2 separate regions of the Homo sapiens genome follow, and region 1 is linked to region 2. The links are chromatin loops, found by intact Hi-C in ENCODE. Cell type or tissue: natural killer cell. All regions are shown on one strand. Links, peaks and the distances in the headings refer to the core of each region. The heading gives the core; the rest is flanking DNA.

Evidence for each region. Hi-C counts contacts between places; a loop is a spot of excess contacts. Peaks named below come from ENCODE experiments on the same cell type or tissue, not always from the same donor. Only the 100,000 strongest peaks of a DNase experiment are listed, where the experiment ranks them.
Region 1: it touches region 2 in a loop (5-fold over the local background); 2 of 110 quality-filtered maps call a loop at or near these places.

Annotation. Positions count from the first base shown.
Region 1 is chr7:159,189,662-159,199,908 of GRCh38, reverse strand. No RefSeq gene overlaps it. Among named protein-coding and RNA genes, the nearest start is that of VIPR2, 50 kb to the right of the region's middle. RefSeq lists a silencer at 2,455-2,524 and enhancers at 2,635-2,744, 7,596-8,095. In natural killer cell, for the core only: no CTCF peak of the experiment used is centred there; DNase peaks (open chromatin) are centred at 1,438, 2,158, 2,488 and 3,868; H3K4me3 peaks cover 772 bases; H3K27ac peaks cover 4,333 bases.
Region 2 is chr7:158,813,550-158,823,796 of GRCh38, reverse strand. The region is part of intron 1 of ESYT2 (extended synaptotagmin 2); the gene reads left to right. Among named protein-coding and RNA genes, the nearest start is that of ESYT2, 11 kb to the left of the region's middle. RefSeq lists an enhancer at 5,222-5,381 and a silencer at 8,425-8,719. In natural killer cell, for the core only: no CTCF peak of the experiment used is centred there; DNase peaks (open chromatin) are centred at 1,896, 5,296, 6,576, 8,976 and 3 weaker places; H3K4me3 peaks cover 1,024 bases; H3K27ac peaks cover 5,711 bases.

The DNA of each region.
Region 1 (10,247 bases), core at 714-8,713, 380 kb before region 2:
TACTAATAAAATACAACAAAAATAAATTACTAGAAAAATATAATTGTAAGAGATATACAAAAGCAAGCGTAGGTTTTTATTAGAGTTGAAACAAAATTATGTTTCAATAAATACAATCAGAACATAGTATAGAAAAATTATCAAAAATGCACAATTGTTTATTGAAAAGTATACACACCAGTACAGGCATAACTTTTGGTCCTTTTACAATCATAACTAAATAAAAACTTATGAACAAAACAGCAAACTTCCATGTCATGCTTTGAAAGCATATTGCAAACAGCAGTAATGGGTCTTTGATGTGACATATTCCTTCTCTCCTCATTTGTCTAATCCAGGAAGGAGAGCTGGAGAGGCACGTCACCCAGGGAGAAGCTCACCCACCCTGTTTCCCTGTTTCCATGTTTCATCTTTGGAAGCTCAGAGGCCATCCTGACAGAGGAGTGTTGATGACACAGGAGAGGTTGGATAATTTCAGCAGGCTTAAGATTTTATTTTGTCCTGCATGTAGGGCTCACACTGTAATCCTAGCACCCTTTGAGGCCAAGAGAGAATCCCTTGAGCCCAGGAGTTCAAGAGCAGCCTGGGCAACATAGTGAGACTCCCAGCTCTACAAAAAAATTTTTCAATTTGCCTGGCATTGTGGTGTATGCCTATAGTCCCAGTACACAGGAGGTTAAGGTGGGAAGATTACTTGAGCCAGGGAGGTCAAGGCTGCAGTGAGCCCTGATAGTGCCACTGTACTCTAGCCTGGGCAACAGAGCAAGACTCTCAAAAAAAAAAAAAAAAGAAAGAAAGATGTGATGCCTTCAGTCCCTCATCAGCAGTTATACTAACTATGCATTCTGTAAAATTATAATTAATCTTAAATTATTTCTCAAGAAGAGAAATGGATTCTGGTTTTATATATGTTTCTGTTACAGTTGACAAGCTGGTCCTGAAACACCACCAGTGGAGGTGCGGACGGCAGTGGCAGCAGCATCCACTCACCGTGTGAGTCCTGCAGGACCCAGGCGAGGCTCTGCCTGGTCACTGAGGCAGAGCTTGGACCCCGCACTTGGGGGACAGTGGGAGGCTGCTGCCTCTAACGGCTCAGTCGAGGCTTCCGTTCTCTGTCCGTGGCTCTAACCAGGCTCTGAGCAGCCTTGAGTCCTCTTCACTCCTGGAACTCACCTGGAAAGGGTTGGTGGCTCCTTCTCTCCAGCACTTCAGTGGGTTCGGGATGGCATTGGTGGGGGGAATGTCCTGTGTGTGAGATTTCTGCACACACGTGTGAGTGTGTTATGTGTGCACGTGTGTGCATGTGACATGTGCCTCATGTGAAACTGAAGAGAAACACAGTAGATGCTCTATGGCCTCCACTCTGTGGCTCCCTTGGCAGCAGTTTTTACCCACACCCACCGTTTCTTATGCAGCAGATGTGTTTTCACACAAAACTGCCCACAGACACGCACTGTGTGAATCAGACAGAAGCCGAGCCACTTGGTGCACAGGTGTGGAGAGAGGAGAGACCCACGCCTGCTGAGGCAGCCTCTGTCCACCTTCTTAAGTCCCTCACCAAGCAGGGCTTGAACCCCTCTTCCAGTTAGAAGGTGAGGAAAGAAGGGTGGGGAGCGTCCTGCTCTCAGCTATGGCCACCGTCTCCATGCTCAGCCATGCTTGGGAAGAACCCCACACACCAGCTCCCCCAGGCCCGAGGTCCTCCCGGGGGCCCATCCTGAACTTCACCAGGGACAGATTCATTAGCACTTGGGTCTAAATGACAAATAATCAGTGGTTAAAGTCTGTTGACATTTTAGGGGGATCAAAAGTGGTGAAGGAGCTGCCTTCCGGAGGCCTCCAGGCCAGCGGGCCCTCAGCTCTCTCGGTCTCGCTGGGGCCTGCCTCCTTCTCTGGCATAGAAACAGCAGGAGCTCAAAATATTTGAAAAAGGAAGGAAAAGAGGAATAAATAAAGGAAGGAAGGTAAGAAGTAGAGAAGAGAGGTAAGAAGGAGACTGGAACCTTCTGAAATCCCCCCTTGTTGCTGACATTGAGGGGCCCCTCTCCGAGCCACACACACCTTGCAGGTTTGTATTTGTGCCCAATGGACTAGACCCAGTGGCTGAGCCGGGAGGCTGAGGCTGTCTTCCTTCTGTCACACGTGATAACGTGAAAGTGCTGTGCAAATACAGGATGTAAGAACAAGAGAAATTTAGCATTCTCATTCTGCAGTGATATGACTGATAAGTGATATGACTTGCCTTAAAACACAAACTCGAGCTCAGGGCACCCAAAGCCTCTCACTCATCTATCCGTTCACGTATCCCTGGAGCTTCTCCTGCAGGCCAGTGCGAGGAGGCCGTGACCAAAACACGGCTCCTGTCTTCAGGGAGCCTGTGACTTCCCTGGGGAACGAGGTAAACAGGTCATGAAGACGCATAGTAGCTGCTGAGGGAGCTAAATAAAAGCACGTGGGAGGAGCCTCTAACTGGGGAGTTTTTCCTGGGAGGAGTCTGGTGAGCTGAGCCCTAAAGGACCAGAGGGAGGAACCTCTGACTGGGGAGCTTTTCCTGGGAGGAGTCGGGTGAGCTGAGCCCTAAAGGACCAGAGGAAGTCAGCCACGCTAAGGAGCGGGGAAGGCCTGGGGGAGGCTGTTTCTAAGCAGGGAGCAGAATGCACGAAGCCCCCAAGGCCCATGAACTCTGTGGCAAGCCCGGGTGGGCACGACTGGGCTGGCTGCAGTCTCCCTCAGTTCCACCACCCTGTCTGCAAGGAGCAAAGAAACCCCAAAGTACTTTGTTGTCTTAGTAAACACAACAGGTGACTCAGGGTATTACGTCTCTGATTATGATAATTTGTAAAAGTAATAGAAGCACGTTTGAGAAAATGTTGAAAATCAAAGGGGAAAAATATGTACCTTTAATCTTATCACTGAGCATAGTGAACATAGCAATTTAGATATATTTCCTTGTATCCTCTTCTATATACAAAAAGAGTTAATCGTAGTTTATGTACAATTTCATAATTAGATTTTTCACTAACCTTTATAATCACTGGTGTATTTCATACGCGAGGGCCAGCACCATGGCATGCAAACTGGGGCTCAGCCTCCATCTTCCCACATGCAGCGCCGTGAGGGACCCCTGGGATTTGACGTGGAGGCAGGGGTGCCCTTCAGTCTTGCAAACTCACTGAGCACGTGCCAGGCCTGAGCCAGGCGGTGGCAAGAGAGACAGGTGATGCCACAGAGGCACTGACATTCCAGCATGGTGACAGACAAATCAGGTTTTAAAAAGTGACAGAAACTAAGCAAGATGATTACAACATGCAATTTGTGTTGTAATGAAACTATCACAGGATTTTATCAAATGAGATGATAAAGGTTTTATAAATTTGAAAGCCAAATAGAAAATTAATATGATGATGATTTTTATTAGTGACATAGTTCATTTCTAAGATAATTGATAATATGTTTAGACTAAAATTGTCATAAGAAATATTTAATATTAATGGAAACTTATGTTTATTACAGAAGTGGTAAGAAGGAGCAGGCCGGGTGACCTTTCCTGCTGATTTATTACCTTATAAAAGATTCCAGGAAGTATTTTGAAAACACCATTTTCTGGTCTCTTTAAAGCACATATGCTGGGAAAGTGGCCAAGATGCAAACTCTTAAGCTCTTGGAGGATTTCAAATGTATCCCCTCGCTAGGAGGTAGAAAATGGCACATTCTGCCTTTGATCCCCAAAGAGGAGACAAAGTTGTTTTAGAAAAATTGCTTCTCTGGAATTTAACCAGAGTAAAGTGCCCTTGTCAAGGCTGGTTCAGCAAAACGATGGAGCAGGCCACGTTTGTACTCACACAGATGAGCCCTCTTCTTGTGGCTGTTTGTCGCGCTATTTTCTCACTTTCTGATAAGATTTTCTCAGCTCAGCTGCTTCTGGTTTCAACACATGGTCATTTCCTGTTTATTTCTTTTAATTGAAACTTCAGTTTTTTACATACTCTCATCATTGTTCATGCAAAGCCTGCTTTTAAAAATTAATTTAAACAATTCAACAACTACCTACTAAAGTTACCCCAAATGAAAAGTAGGGCATTGGAAACGAACCTACATCTGCCTGAATGCCCCCATCCCTCCCTCTCCCCAGATGGCTGATGTCTGTGTCTGGGCTTCCTGCACATATGTGTCTACCTTGGAAGTATGTCCCTAAAAATCATGTGGCTTCAGTTTTAGTTGGTTGTTTTTTTTTTTTTTAATTTTGGGATTTTCACTTGCCAGGCAAAATTAAATTGTTAAAAAATTTTTTCTTTTTCTTTTTCTTTTTTTTTTTTTTTGAGACAGAGTCTTGCTCTGTCGCCCAGGCTGGAGTGCAGTGGCGCCATCTCAGCTCACTGTAACCTCTGCCTCCCGGGTTCATACAATTCTCCTACCTCAGCCTCCCGAGTAGCTGGGACTACAGGTACCAGCCACCACACCCGCCTAATTTTTTGTATTTTTAGTAGAGACAGGGTTTCACTGTGTTAGCCAGAATGGTCTCTATCTCCTGACCTCGTGATCCACCCACCTTAGCCTCCCAAAATGCTGGGATTACAGGTGTGAGCCACCGCACCCGGTCTGATTGTTAAAATTTATGCATCTGATTGCATGTCGCTATATTCTTCACTTGGAGCACTGTAAAATAACGTATGGTTGGAATGTGCAACAGTTTATCCATTTTCCTGTTAGAAGTGATTTGAATTGTTTCCAGATTTTTGCTTTCCTGTGAATGAAACATTTTTGCTGATGCCTTTGGTGCTCACAGGGAATATGAATGCCGCAGCTCCCAGCATAGGGACAAGCTGCTGTCCACAGCAGCAGCTCCAGCTTTATTCCCACCAGGAATGTGCATGGGGTCCAGGCAATCTGCATCTGCCCCTTTGCTTGGTGCCATCAGATGTCACCACTTTTTCCCACTTAAATGACAGTAAAATGTTATCTCTGTGATTTGGACTTGCATTTTCCTGATCACTAAGGATATTCGGCCTCTGCATATATTTGTTGGTTATATGTTCCATTTTTTTGAACTGTGTGCTGCCTTTTGGACACTTGTAATTGAATTATCAGTCCTTTTCTTATTGATTTATAATAGTTCTTTGAATTATAGACACTAAGCCTTTGTGCATTTTGTGCGGAACATATCTGTTTTTATTTTGTAATGTGTTTCCAATTTCTTTAAGGTAATTTGATTTTCTGTTATTGATAACTCTTGTTGGGCTTATTTAAGAAATCTTTGACTACTTCAAAGTTTGGAAGATTTTCACCTGTATTTCCTGTTTTCATTCTTCCTAATGAAATGGAGCAGTGTCAACACATGCACAATTTCTGCTGCATTCTCAAGTTGCACCGAGCAGCAGTTTGGAATTGGTGTGCTGGCTTTACTGAGGCCATATGCTTTTAAAGCTTTTTACCTAACATGGAATGAAAAATCTGGATCCTTAATTGTGTGATTTAAGGTATCAGCGTAAGTGGAAAACATATCGTAGAGAGCTCCTCCCGACCTCTTTCTGTTTACTTGGTGAAAGTGCCCACTTCCTTAGAATGGGTGCTCCCAAAATGTCCAGGGCCTTCTGGGCTCCTGGCCTTCTGGGCTCCTACAGGATGTCTTGGGAACAGTTGACACAGACTCATTCCTCTTCCGTGAGAAACCTTTTCTTGGAGTGACTAAAACAGGGTAGGACTTGGGATCATCCTGCTCTCACCGCTCTTGCTCCAAAATCAGCAAAATTCCTTCTTGCTGTGAAGAGCTTTTCAAAATATCAGATATGAGGCATTATTTTGATTCATCCTAAAAGCAAAATTACTCTGGAGTAGATGGATGCCCTAACTTTGATAATAAGTACATTGCAACTGCAAAAGGAAAATAAAATCTCAGATCCCAAACTCACTACGCCAAAAGGGAAAGTTGAGCTTGGAAACTGAGCCACAAACAACTCCCTTTCCTTCTGTTAAACAGGGACCTCCCCAGGTGGCCTCTCTCACCCTGACAGTGTAAATTAACACCTTATCTTTGTGAGTGCAGGACAATAAATTGTCCCACCACCCACCCTGAGATGAATGCCTGTTCGACTTCTTCCTCCACTCTGTGTGTACTTCATCTCGTGCAAAGTGCAGATTCACTGAGTGAGAGACAGCCACATACTCCGCTGTTCCTCTCCCCTCCTTTCACCTGCAGCTTGTGGATTCACTGAGCACTAATCAAAGCCTCACAAGAATGCAACTTCTTGTCTGATTTTTTTCTACAGAAAAAAATCTTTTTTTCCTTTCCTCCTTCCCCTCCTGCCTGCTTTTCTCCTTTAGGTATTGAGGCCCTCAAAACCCTCTTTGGAAAAAGTATGGGCCACAGGTCCTACTGCAGTCTGTCTCTTTCTCCTGAGTACATCCTCAACCTCGGCAAAATAAACCTCTAAGCTGATTGAGACCCGTATCAGGCACTCTTTGGTTTACACAACATGCAGGCAACTTGCAACATGATTGGAAAGAAATAATGTTAGTGTCCGTTATGCAAAGCCTTCCATTCTAAAAACAACACACACATTGCTTTAGTCATTTCAAGCAGATAAAAAGAAAGGAGTCCAATTTACTGACTAAAAAAATGAAAGCAGATGGATTGCACCTGGGTAAAGTATTCCTTGACTAACAAACCAGGAAATTCCAGGCTGTGTTAACATCCACAAGAGGTAAGCGAGAGTTCAGACCCAGCCTGCTGCCCAGATCCCAGGAGACACTGTCTTCTTTCGAATGTTTTCACATTTTTTGAAGTTTAACACAAATAAGAAAATACCCAAAGTGTAAACACAAGGCACTCACTCACATGGTCACCACCTTGGTAAAGGCATGTGACGTTTGCCAGGCAGAACCTGTGCCCACCCACCCAACACTCGTGCTGCAGTAGTCTAGCTACGCCTGGCTCTGAACTTCGTGGAAGGGAAGGGAACAGTGTGTGTCTCTGGGGCCTGGCTTGTTAGCCCGTGCTGCAGATCCCGTCATGATCCACTGAGACCTCCCTGGGTTCTTGCAGCTGCTGGAAGCATGGTCGGCAGAGGGCCTGCAACTGCCAGGTCCCCTGGGGGATTGCCTGGCAGGAAGACGCTGCCTTACCCAAGGCCACACCCTTTTTCCTGGGCTCCCTACGTCCACTGACCACTCCAGGTGGGAGCGAAAGGCCCACATTAAGGACCACTTGGGAGGATCATTGCAGCTTCAGAGCTTCTATAGGTCAGCTGAGGCCTCTGTTGAGACTGCATTCCAGGCAGATTCTTCCTTTGCCCAACCCTGCTTCCTTCCCTCCCACAGGTGCACTCCTAAATGAACCTCCAGCATAATCCTTTCCATGTCATTGTCTTCCTGGGAGCCAAGTCTGTGAAGCCCACACCAGCAGTGGTAAAACAGAACAGATACTGGGATGTCATCTTGGAGCTCAGTCACCTGCCACCAGAGACAGGTGCCTACTGCAAGGTGAAGCAGCGACTGGCCCTGGCACAAGGAGCCACACCAGCATCAAAACTTGGACCAGAGGTCAGCGGGGATCACAGACCAGCAGGTGTGATATAAAAGACATTTAAGAAATATCGGGAAATAATAATTAGCAGGGCCCAGAATCTCATGGCTGCTATCAACTTCGATGAACCCTTTGAAGAAGGAAGTGATTACTCAGCAACTAAAAGCTGAGTGTAAACCCTAGAGGGCTCCCAGGAGCATGAAAAGGGCTCTCAATTTAAAAAACAAAAAACAGCTCTCATCTCCTATAGGTGGAAATCATGACCCATCTCAGGACTGGATCTCAAAAGCTGCAGCTCCCAAGAAGGGCAAACCCTCAACCTCACTGGGTTTGTTGTGTCAAAGCCAGGCCCACAGATGAGGAGAATTTGTCAGCTTGGAAGCACTCTCGTGGAATATAGGAGAGGACCCCAGGCAATGGGGAAACCGTACTAGGCTGTCCCCTATGAGTGAAGCGTGAAGCTCTGCAGCAAGTGAGGTGGAAATTGTGCCAGAGCTTCCCTGGAGGGTGCCGACGTTAGGGGGTTCACAGGCTCAGGGAAGTGGGCTGAGGCAGACAAGCAGCTGGAACACTGTGACCCCCAGCATCTCCATCAGCTAAGGCTGCTGTCACAGGCACCATGGACTCGGTGGCCTCAACAACAAACATTTATTTCTCATAGTTCTGGTGGCCAGCAGCTCTGGTGTCTGCTGTGGGTGCCTTCTCCCCGTGGCAGAAGGAGGGAGAGAGAAAGAACACTGGTCTCCTCCTCTTCTTGTAAGTGTGCTAATCTCATCCTGGGGGCCTTACGATTACGGGCTCATCTGAACCTAATTACCTCCGAAAAGCTCCACCCCCAAATATCATTTACACTGGGGATTAGGGCTTCAATCTGTGAATCTGGGGAAGACGCAGACATCCGGGCCATTGCACGTGGGAAGCCCCAGGGGAATGTACGGGTGGCAGGAGAAACAGTGGCTCCCCGTGCACGTGCAGGCTGGGCTGCCAGCAGCAGAGTCCATCACCGAGGGAGGCTTTCTGACAGCTGTGGGGCAAAAGGACCCTGAACAATACAGACTAGATGGCTGCACTTCGCCTTCAGCAGCCTGGTGGATGCAGTTATCTTCATCTGTGACAAGGCTGGAGTGGCCTTGAGGGAACCTGATCCACAGAGGGTTAACAGAACAGTGTCGCTGGATGCAAAACAGACAGGCAGTGAAAAGAGGCACTATGCAGTGTATGCAATGAAAATAAGGACGATAATGAAACAGGTCATGGTCACCCCAGCACAACTCAGGGACTCGCCCAGTTTCCAGACTCACGCCAGTGAGGGGACGATTTGAAGGAGTCGCCAGGTCCACAAGAGGAAGGAGCTTGACCCACGATGGCGAATGCCCATGGCGCTGACTCCCCAGTCCTTCCTGACCCTCGATGGTGAGTCCACATGGCGCTGATGCTCTTCAGTTCTTCCTGACCCACGATGGTGGGTGCACATGGCGCTGACTCCCCCAGTCCTTCCCTTATGCAGGTGACTGCACCAGAGTAAAGGGGCAATATCCGGACTTCTCTTTCTTTCTTTTTTTTTTTTTTTTTTTTTTTGAGACGGAGTCTCGCTCTGTCACCCAGGCTGGAGTGCAGTGGCGCAATCTCAGCTCACTGCAAGCTCTGCCTCCCGGGTTCACACCATTCTCCTGCCTCAGCCTGCTGAGTAGCTGGAACTACAGGCACCTGCCACCAGGCCCAGCTAATTTTCTGTATTTTTAGTAGAGATGGGGTTTCACCGTGTTAGCCGGGATGGTCTCAATCTCCTGACCTTGTAATCCACCTGCCTCAGCCTCCCAAAGTGCTGGGATTACAGGCGTGAGCCACCGTGCACAGCCAATACTTGGACTTTTCAAAGACCCTTTAGCACGACCCCTGAAGTTGACATTTATATGCAATGGTCTGAAATGTCATCGTGGCCCTTCTGTTAAAATGGGAGCACTTTGAGGCTAAGCAGCTAATAGAACTTTGGCTCAGGTCCAGGTCACAGTGAGTCCACTGATGCAGAGGCCATTTGTTCATCACCTCCTAGGTCCCCGAATGTATAACTAGAACATACTTTCTTGGTAGGTAACATAACCTCCAAGTTGCTTCCTTCTCTGCCCAACCCTGCTCCTTCTCCTCTCCTTCCACTTGTGTTGATCTAAAGAGCTCTCCCTAACAACTCCAGCATGTTCACCTCCCGTTTTTAATTACAGATTAAATTTCTTTAGGGACCCTAGGGCTACTCAGGCTTTCTATTTCTCCTTGGGTTGTATTTGCTTAGTTGCACGTTTCCAGTAATGTGTCCATTATACCTAAACTATTATGTTAATCTCTTTTATCATTTCTAGTAGCTTCTTTTATAAATTCCATGGTATTTTCTATCTAGACCATTATGATTACTGGAAGTAGTGCCAGGTTTTTTTCCTGTCCGATCTGTATGTCTTTTATTTATCTTTATTCCTTTTTGCACTTACAGGGACTTCCAGTACAATGTTAAATTGGAAAGTACAAATGGACACATATCATGAGTGCATGTTGATTTTTATCAAAAGCATTTCAGCATCTATTGGTCATATGGTTTTTCTTTTTCATCTGTAATATGGTATGTTACACCATTTGTAGCACTCCTATGTTTGATTATAATACAATATGATACATGACATTGTTTGGTTTTCAACTTGAATAAACCTCATATTCCTGAGATAAAACTAACTTGGCT
Region 2 (10,247 bases), core at 1,051-9,050:
CCTATGATCGTTTCTGTAGGCTTTCATGATTTCCACATTGGTCACAGCCTTTAACCTTGAAGTAGACATTCTGAATATACTAAAAACCATCAAACTGTTTACTTTAAATGAGTGCATTGACGAGTATGTGAATTATGTCTCAATAGCACTGTTAAAAAATATAGACATCAGGGCTGGGTGCGGTGGCTCACACCTGTAATCTCTGCTCTTTGGGAGGCCAAGGCAGGTGGATCACGAGGTCAGGAGATTGAGACCATCCTGGCTAACACGGTGAGACCCCGTCTCTACTAAAAATACAAAAAATTAGCCGGGCGTGGCGGTGTGCGCCTGTAGTCCCAGCTACTCGGGAGGCTGAGGCAGGAGAATGGCATGAAACTGGGAGGCGGAGCTTGCAGTGAGCCGAGATCGCACCACTGCACTCCAGCCTGGGCGACAGAGCCACAGTCCGTCTCTAAAAAAAAAAAAATCCAATGTCTTTTTTTTTTTTTTTTTTTTTTTTTTTGAGACAGAGTCTCACTCTGTCGCCCAGGCTGGGGCACAGTGGCACCATCTCGGGTCACTGCAACCTCCGCCTCGCTGGTTCAAGCAATTCTCCTGCCTCAGCCTCCCAAGTATCTGGGACTACAGGCGCACACCGCCACATCCAGCTAATTTCTTTTGTATTATAGTGCAGACAGGGTTTCACCATGTTGCCCAGGCTGGTCTTGAACTCCTAAGCTCAGGCAATCCGCCTGCCTCAGCCTCCCAAAGTGCTAGGATTACAGGCGTGAGCCACCATGCCTGGCCTGAATTTCTTTTAATAATGGATGAAAAGGTGGTCAGTTATAGTGCAAAGTGAGGTACACCTTTGCTTACGGAATTCTAGCTAAAACTGTAAAAGTTTTTAAGGAATATTGTTCTAACTTAAGTTTGGGGGTATTTACATTTTAAAGGAGAGTTAATGAAAGGGTTAGGTATATGAATTTTAAAAACTAGGTAAATATTTTTAACTTAAACCTAATAGTACTTTATTTTTTGAGCTGGAGTCTCACTGTGTTACCCCAGGCTGGCCTCGAACTCCTAGGCTTGAGGGATCCTCCTGCCTCAGCCTCCTGAGTGGCTGGGACTACAGGTGTGAATCATTGTACCCAGCTCTAATATTACTTTATTTTTATTTATTTTTTAATTTTATATATTTGAACATTTTTTATACTTGTAGTAGAGCCGAGGTCTTGCTATGTTGCCCAGGCTGGTCTCAAACTCCTGGGCTCAAGTGATCCTCCTATCTCAGCACTTCTGAAGTGCTCTGATTACAGGTGTGAGCCACCACCTCGGGCCTCTAATAGTCCCTTAAACACGGATGCTATACTATATTGGCTTAAACAAATATTAATTTTAATTGCATAGCAATAGAAATCATGCTTCAAAAATATAAAAAACCGAAATCTGTTTTTCCGTGAGTTATTCCAAAGTCTTAACTGTGATTCAAGGTATCAGTATATAATCATCACATATGTTTGAGTAGTTTAGCTTATGGATTGGTTTGTTTCATACTGGGTACATTCTATCAGAACATAATTTTATCATGTATTATAGAATACATTGTGGTCTTTTGTCGTCTCTTGCATTTTGTTATGGTTTGGCAAGTCATTATCTTTTTTAGTTTTCATGACGATTCTGTCTCAGAGGAATTTTATTTCTTCATTTAGAGATGTAAGGACCCACTCTATGCAGATGATTGTGCCAACACAAGTGTAAGAAATCATCCTGTCTTCATATTTACACTCTGCTCAGAGTAGTTAGAAGAAGCACCTGGGAGGCGGGCTGTGGTGATGGCTCCAGTGTCACGGTGGCTCAGAAGAAAGGAGCAGGGAGGGTTTGATGGTAACTAAGGGGGCGTGTTATAAATTTACGGACATGCTAGGGAAGAGATTCTACTCTTATTGAAGGGCATGGCCTTACGTTCAGTGGCAACAGCGCGAGCGGCCGTGTGGAGGACAGTTGCAAAGGCAGATTTCTGGGCCGTCTCATCTGGAGGGAAATGCATGGAAGTTCTGATAGGGTTGTAACTCCTCCACCTGGTAGAAGGCTGCACTCAGCTTGGGACTTACTCTGGGCCCAGCAGTGAGGAAAGGAAGTGGTCCCACTAGACCCCAGCCCAGGTCCCCATGACCTGGGAGGAGTAGAAGTGCTCCTTCTGGATGGCTGGCCCAGGCCCTCAGGGCAGTTCTGATTTACAGGATGCAGGGACGTGGCTGGGATTACTGTCGTGCTTTTAAGACAGAGTTTGGACATGATGGGGGTGAAAGTAGTGATGTGTTCAGATCTAAGCTTGTGAAATCAGAAAAGGAAAGCTACTGTGTAATGCAGTATACTTCTATTCTTGCTGTAGCTACCAGAAAACTCACAGCCAAAATTATTGCTGGATTGTTGGGCCCTGTACTACTGTAATAGCCGGGAGTACCCATCACACTTTTCTTCAAATAGGCGATCTTCTTTTACTCTCAATGATCTTATTGTTCCTTGAACACTGAGTCACCTCCTGTTCTTTTGGAATTGGGTGGGGCATAGTTCTTACACAGATGGTGAATATGTTAGTAGTTGTCTTTTGCATGGGATCATTTTTTCCATAAAGCATGTTTTATTTATGGAGGTTTTTCCAGAGTCTTTCTTCCTGTCACTAATTTCTTTTCTTCATTTATTTTTCTTAACTGTTTTTAAAGTTCTATAATGTTTGTTAAAGCAAACTATTTATTTTTGTGAATTTTTTCCTGGATCGCATTTTAAGAAACTAGTCCAATTTATATGTAAGCATTAAAAATGAGTCTTGATGAATTTATGGACATTTATTAGGCATTTGCTATGTTCTAGGTACTGTGTTAGGTGCTAGTGACACAAAATGTGTGTAAGACAAGGCCTTAAACTCAGAAATTTACCAGCCGGCAATAACACAGCAAATCTGTTTAATCCTAGCATTAGTCATAGTATGAATTGGTGGGTTTTTTTCAATTATTTTTATTTATTTATTTTTTGACACAAGGTTTTGCTCTGTTGCCCAGACTGGAGTGCAGTGGCACAATCATGGCTCACTGCAGCCTCAACCTACTGGGCTCAGTCACCCCTCCCGCCTCAGCCTCCCCAGTAGCTTGGGCTACAGGCATGCGCCACCACGTCTCACTAATTTTTAAAATTTTTTGTAGAAGGGAGGTTTCTTACCCAGGCTGGTCTTGAACTCCTGGGCTCAAGCGATCCTCCTGCCTCTACTTCCCAAAGATCTGGGAGGGAATACAGGCGTGAGCCACTGCACCTGGCTGTTGTTATTTTTTTATCTGATAAAAGTATTATTTTTATTGTGTTCAACATGTTTTGAAATATGTATACATTGTAGAATGTGCTAAATCAAGCTAATTAACAAATGCATTATGTCACGGGCTTACCATTTTTTGTGGTGGAACACTAGAAAATCTACTCTTAGTGACTTTTTCAAGAATATATTATATTGTTGCTAACTATAGTTACAGTGTTGTACAATAGATCTCTTGAACTCATTCCTTGTAATTGAAATGTTTTATCCATTTGTTAATATCTCTCTAGACTCTCCCCCATTCTTTTAGTAAAAATAATACATGTTCACTTTTTTAAAATCCAAGAAAAAATATATTTAAAAGATCATCCATAATACCAAACCATCCATAATGGTAGTTGCTAGTAAAGTATAAATTGAATGGGGTTTAATGGATTACGGCAGTGTCTAGATGAAAGTATCAGTACAAAGTAAGAAGCACATCCCACGTGCACTTGTGTATTGCAGCAGCAGTGTCCTTTCGGATAACAGCTTCAGTTTTGTGCTTGGTGATTGCGTGCTGGAATTAGTGATAACCACACCAACAGCAGATGTGGAAATACTAATATGATGGTTTTCATTATGCTTTCTTTATTACTTGTAAAATTGTCATTGAAACTGAGTTTCTTTTTTTTAATTTGTTCAGTTACACGGTGAAGTCCCCCTTTATCTTTCTATATTTAATGAACATGTAGTTGTATTTTTCTTCATTTCTTATGTTATGGCTAGACAGGTTTCAAAAACATTTTTTTCTGATTTAAAGAAGAAAGTATGCTCATTGAAGAATAAGCTTTGGAGGAGAATAAAGAAGAAAAACGTTACCTGCAATTCTACTAACTAGTGATAACATTACATTGGCAACATTTCCGTGGATTTTGTTAATGTTTTAATGATATGTTTGGATATATGGGTGTGTATAGTATCCTCCTTTCTTAAATGCTATATTATGGATAGTATGTTATTCTTCAGAAATATGACTTTGACTATTGCAGTATCATCTGTCTTATGAAGCTACCAGACTTTATTTAAATGATGTCTGATAGACATTTGAAAAACTAGATTGTGAGATATGATATAATGAGAAGAGTTAAAAATAGAATTTGAGATATTTAATTTTCTGCTCTTTTTAAGTTATGAAAACGTATTTACTTGAGCTATTTATTAGATCTGTGTCTAGGATATATGAATTATTTTTGAACTCATTAGACATGATAATTTTGTAAGCAGAAGTCTGGCCTTGGAAGGCAGTGTTTGTTTTTGCATGGTATGTTGTTAAAAGACAGAGGATTTATCCCTATCTCTTTTTGTCTGAATAACCTTTGGAAGAAAGCATTCCCTCCATAATGAGTCACAACTTCAGATTGCTTTTCTTCCCCTGTGCTGTGTTGGTATATTAAAGTTTGCTAACAGTTACAAGTATTTTTAACTGCCATGGTTTCGTGTAGCACAATTGAGTAATGGCTACTTTGAGGTTCCCATGATGATTTGTTGAATTGGTGTGTCCTTGTCTGGACATGACCAGTCATGTGGCCAGGGCCCGTGCGAGTGGGGCTGCCCTTCTGTGGGGTGTGCTGAGGTGTGGCCACCGGCCTCTGGTTAGCTTTGAGGCTCCCACCGTCTCGCAGAGCCCACAGCTCAGGCTCTGGCTCTGGTGGGTGTGGGTTGCGCCCTGAGACCCACCCCTTCCTAACTCCCTGCCCTTGGGTGAGTCAGGTCCAACTCTTAGAACCTTGTTTCCTCTTTGGTTTGATGGGGGTTGAGCCTGACTCTGTGCTGTGGTTGTGAGGCTGGAATGCGGAGAGGCCAGTGAACACACTGGACATGGGCGGGCAGGGAGGCATGTCCTCGGGTCAGCCGTCTGAGTCACAGGCCCAGAGATGCCCAGCTGTGACCAGTGCTCCGCTTGCAGGCAAGTCCTGGTGTGGCCTTTGCCACCTCCCTCCCCCACCTCTGCTGAAATGGAACAGATGAGCCCTGGGGTTTTTCTTTGTTTCTGTTCCACCGTGGTTTGTTTACGCTGTTGCTAAGAATTTATCTACCATAATGCTTTGTTGTTATTAACACTTGCAAGTATGTGTGCCGTAAAATTTCACTTTCTCTTCCTCTCTGTATATCCCTAAAATAATATCCAAGGAGCCTACAGTGGCACTCCTCTTCCTTGCCTTGATTTGCTCTGTATCTTCCTTAAAACAAATATTGTTCCAAGGACATGGCTAATCTTTCTTGACTCCACTTCCAGGAGTCATCCTGATGCCATAGATAATGATAGTTAATTTTACATTTTGTACATATAACATTTAATTATTCTAATATTCATTAACTTCCTTTTGTGAATAAGTGCTGGTTAGTGACTAAAAAGTGGGGATTTGAAAGTGCACATCCTATTTCGGGGTCAGTTGTAATAGTTTAATTTTAACGTGTATTATATGTGGAGTTGTTTCCTGTCTGAGGGATTGATATGTTTTAAGTTTCCCAGAGTAAGGTAGATCTGTAGAAAATAAATCCAGTGATTTGGGAGAACATTATCTAACTTCATGCCATAAATATTATACTGGAGTACCTATTATATGCTAGTTTTTGATTATGCTGCTCACATTTTGAGAACCAGTATCAAATTGCTAAAATTATTAATCTGAATGATACTTTCACCTTCCATTTTCTTATGAAACTTTGTTATATATTTGTTAAAGCATTTAGTTTAATCTGTAAACCAAAAGTATCTGAGACAAGTCTCAATTAATTTAGTATTTTATTTTGCCAGGTTTAAAGGATGCTGGTGACATAGTCTCAAGACATTTGCCCAAGGGGGTTGACCTGTAAGTTTTAGGGATACATAAGACACCAATCAATACATGTAAGCTGTACATTGGTTCAGAAAGGTTGGACACCTGGAAGTGGGTACATTGGTTCAGAAAGGTGGGACACCTGGAAGCAGGTACATTGGTTCAGAAAGGTGGGACAGCTGGAAGCGGGTACATTCGTTCAGCAAGGTGGGACACCTGGAAGCAGGTTGGTGTGGGGAGCGCTCCAGATCATAGCTGGACTCAAAGATTTTTCTGATTGGCAATTGGTTAAGTTACTGTCTAGAGACCTGGAATCAATATAAAGGAATGTCTGGATTACCTTGTGGAGACCAAGGTTTTATTGTACAGATGAAGCCTCCAGGTAGCAGGCTTCAGAGAGAATAGATGGTTAATGTTTCCTGTCAGACTTAAAGAGTCTGTCAGTTCTTCTGTCAGTTCTGTCAGTCTTAAGTCTGTGTCATGGTAATGAGGTGTGTCCGATGCCCCACCCCCTCATCGTGGCCTGAAGTAGTTTTACAGGTTAACTTTGGAATGCCTCTGGCAGAGAGGAGGAGCTGTTCAGATAGTTGGGAGCTTAGAATTTTCTTTTTGGTTTATACTTTGTACCCAATTTGTAAAATGTTATATAAAGCTGGTGTTGATATTTATACACAATTAGAAGTGAATTGCCTACTGAGATCATTAATTTATTTCATTTGTGCTACAAATCTTTAAATGGCTAGTAAGTGCGTACCTAAAATTTGTTAACACCGTCTACATTAATATCTGAGTGCTAGACTTTTGAAACCGAAACTCCAAATGTAATCCAATACAAAGTAACAATACTCTTCCTACTTATTTTTTCACACATATAAAGATCTTGGAATTTATCCAGTAACTAGTAGAAAGAATTGATTTTACTTAATCACAAATGGTGCTGTGTGTGAAGCAAAGTTTTAAAAGAAATGCTCCGTAGATGTCAACGTGAGTACTGGAGCAGGAGGGAAAGGATGACATGGTTGGTGCATTAGGGCGCCTGTGACAAAGTGCCATCAACTTGGTGGCTTCAGACAACACTCTTATCTTTTAAGGGTTCTGGAGGCCAGCAGTTGGAAATCAGTTCCTCTGGGCTAAAACTGAGGGGTGGGCAGGGTGTGCACTCTGGAGGCTCCTGGGGAGAAGCTTTTCCTGCTTTTCTTGCTTCTCAGCCACATTCCATGGCTGCAGGCCCTTCTCCCTTCAGAGCTGGCAGCTGCTTTCATCCTCATGGGGCCATTCTGCTTTCTGTTTTGTCAAATCTCTGTTCCTCCCTGTTTTCTTTCTTTTCGTTAGACAAGGATTGAGGCTGCAGTGAGCTGTTTGCACCTAGGCTGGAGTGTGGTTGTGTGATCATAGCTCACTGCAGTCTCGACCTCCTGGACTCAAGCAACCCTTCCACTTCAGCCTCTCGAGTATCTGGGACTACAGGCCTGTACCACCACACCCAGCTAATTAGCTAATTTTAAACATTTTTTGTAGAGATGGAGTCTCACTGTGTTGCCCAGGCTGGACTTCCTCCGTTTTTAAGGATACTGGAGATGGCATTTAGGGCCTTATGGATAGTCCTCCACCAGCGAAGATCCTCCATTTTACCACATCTGCAGCGTTCTTTTTGCCATATAAAGCGACACTCACAAATTCCAGGGATTAGGACGTGACCATCTTTTGAGGGCTGTTACTCAGCTTCCCACACTACCCTGTTTCTTGGAGTATTCAGGAGCCAGGAAGGCTTAGTTCCAGCACTTTCCCCGTGCCGTAACATCTCAGAAATCAGATTTATTTTACAAGGGTGTATCACTGTTAATGGACTGTGCTCTTAGTGGCACATAAAGTGATGGTGCAGCTTATAATTGATCACATCTTGGATTCAATACTAAGGTTTTTTTCCATTTTTGGCTGTAGTCCTGGTGTCTGAGGTTGGATGTGGTCTTTCAGAGGTGGGATGAGGAGGAGCTGTGCAGTGGGAAGAAGGGTTAGGAACTGTGGGAACTGAGATGACCACAGGAAGCAGCACCATAAGTTACACAAGTGGAAGAGTTGGGCTTGATCCCTAGACACAGGGCAGCATCCAGATATCCACTAGAGGGATGTGTCCCAATTTAAAAGGGGGGTTTAGCAAGATACATTTGGCAGGGATATCCAGAGGGACTGGGGACACATATCTAAGCATGAGGGGGAAGGAGTGTGCCTGAATGTCAGGGGAATAGCTTTGGGGAGGAAGGAAGATAGATGAGTGAGCCAGGAATGTGAACAACCACCCCAGGGTGTAGAAATGATGGCTGGAACAATAGGAGCAGTAGTTTGAGGCTGGGGCTGCGGTGGGAGATTACTTCAGTCTTTAATGTTGGTGTAAGAAACCCAAGGAAGTTCCAAGAGGACTCAGCCCAACAGCAGCCAGCACCTCCCTGGAGAGACAGGAGACAGGCAAGCGAGAGGCGGAAGACCGTGTGGATAGCTTCACAAGGGAGCTGCCTCTCTGCACTCGGAGGAGTGTAACAGAAAACCCGTGAGAAAACAAACGGTGAATGTGCTTAGCACTCATTGCAGGCTCTCTTCTAACTCTTTACATGGAAGTCATTTAAACCTCACAGCTAACCCGCCACCTTTGTTTTACAGGTAAGGAAACAAGCTCTGCTAATGTCAGAGGTGAGCAAGGCAGCCCTTGACCTGTGAGGTCTGTGCACTCCCTTGCATTCTCTGCTCTCTCCTCTCTCTTGATGGCAGTAGGGGAGGAACTGGGGATTTGGCACCATCTAATCTAGTCATTTTTACAACCCCAAGAGAATTGCATGTCATTTCCGCTCTTCAGAGGAGGAGCTAAGGTCTGAGAGACCCTGCAGTCACCCCAGTACAAGTCAGGTGTACCCGCCTGGCCATACTCAGTGCCCTGGGAGCTGGGCCCAGCCCATAAAACCTGTGCTTTGCAGAAGGCACCAGAGACACCAGGGTGGTGGCAGGTTACTGTTTCTAGAAGAGCAAAACCAATGCAAGTGAATAAGCCACCACCTTGTTAGCCAGTGGGAGTTTCTCTGGGTGTTTTAAGTTTATATACTGTTAGCATTCTTAAATACGTTAGGAGGTGACAGCCAGACTGTGATATATTTTTAAATGTTTCACATCTGTGAGAGTAATCGGGACGAGTAACGTATATTTTTAAATGTTTTAGATCTGTGAGGGTAATCGGGACGAGTAATGTATATTTTTAAAACGTTTTTGATCTGTGAGAGTAATCGGGACGAGTAACATATATTTTTAAAACGTTTTTGATCTGTGAGAGTCATCTGGACGAGTAAGGTATATTATTTCATATATATATATATATATATATATATATATATATATATATATATATATATATATATATAATTTTTTTTTTTTTGAGACGGAGTCTCGCTCTGTCGCCCAGGCTGGAGTGCAGTGGCGCGATCTTGGCTCACTGCAAGCTCCGCTTCCTGGGTTCATGCCATTCTCCTGCCTCAGCCTTCCGAGTAGCTGGGACTACAGGCGTCCACCACCACGCCCGACTAATTTTTTGTATTTTCTAGTAGAGACAGGGTTTCACCATGTTGGCCAGGATGATCTCTGTCTCCTGACCTCGTGATCCACCTGCCTCGGCCTCCCAAAGTGCTGGGATCACAGCGTTAGCCACCGCGTCTGGCCTGAGTAACATATATTTTTAAAATGTTTTTGATCTGTGAGAGTCATTGGGACGAGGAACGTATATTTTTTAAACATTTTTGATCTGTGAGAGTCATCGGGACGAGGAACGTATATTTTTAAAACGTTTTTGATCTGTGAGAGTCATCGGGACGAGGAACGTATATTTTTAAAATGTTTTTGATCTGTGAGAGTCATCGGGACGAGGAACGTATATTTTTAAAACGTTTTTGATCTGTGAGAGTCATCGGGACGAGGAACAGAGGTGCTCTCCCTTGGTCTTTGTTTCCTTCTTACTGTTAACACGTTTTGTCTGGGATGATTTTCCTCCTGCCTGAAAAACTTACTTTAGTATTTCTTTTAGTGCAAGTCTACTAGCAATGGATTTTCTCAATTTTTGTCTGGAAAGGTATTTATTTCCGTTTCACTTAGTTAAATTAATAGAC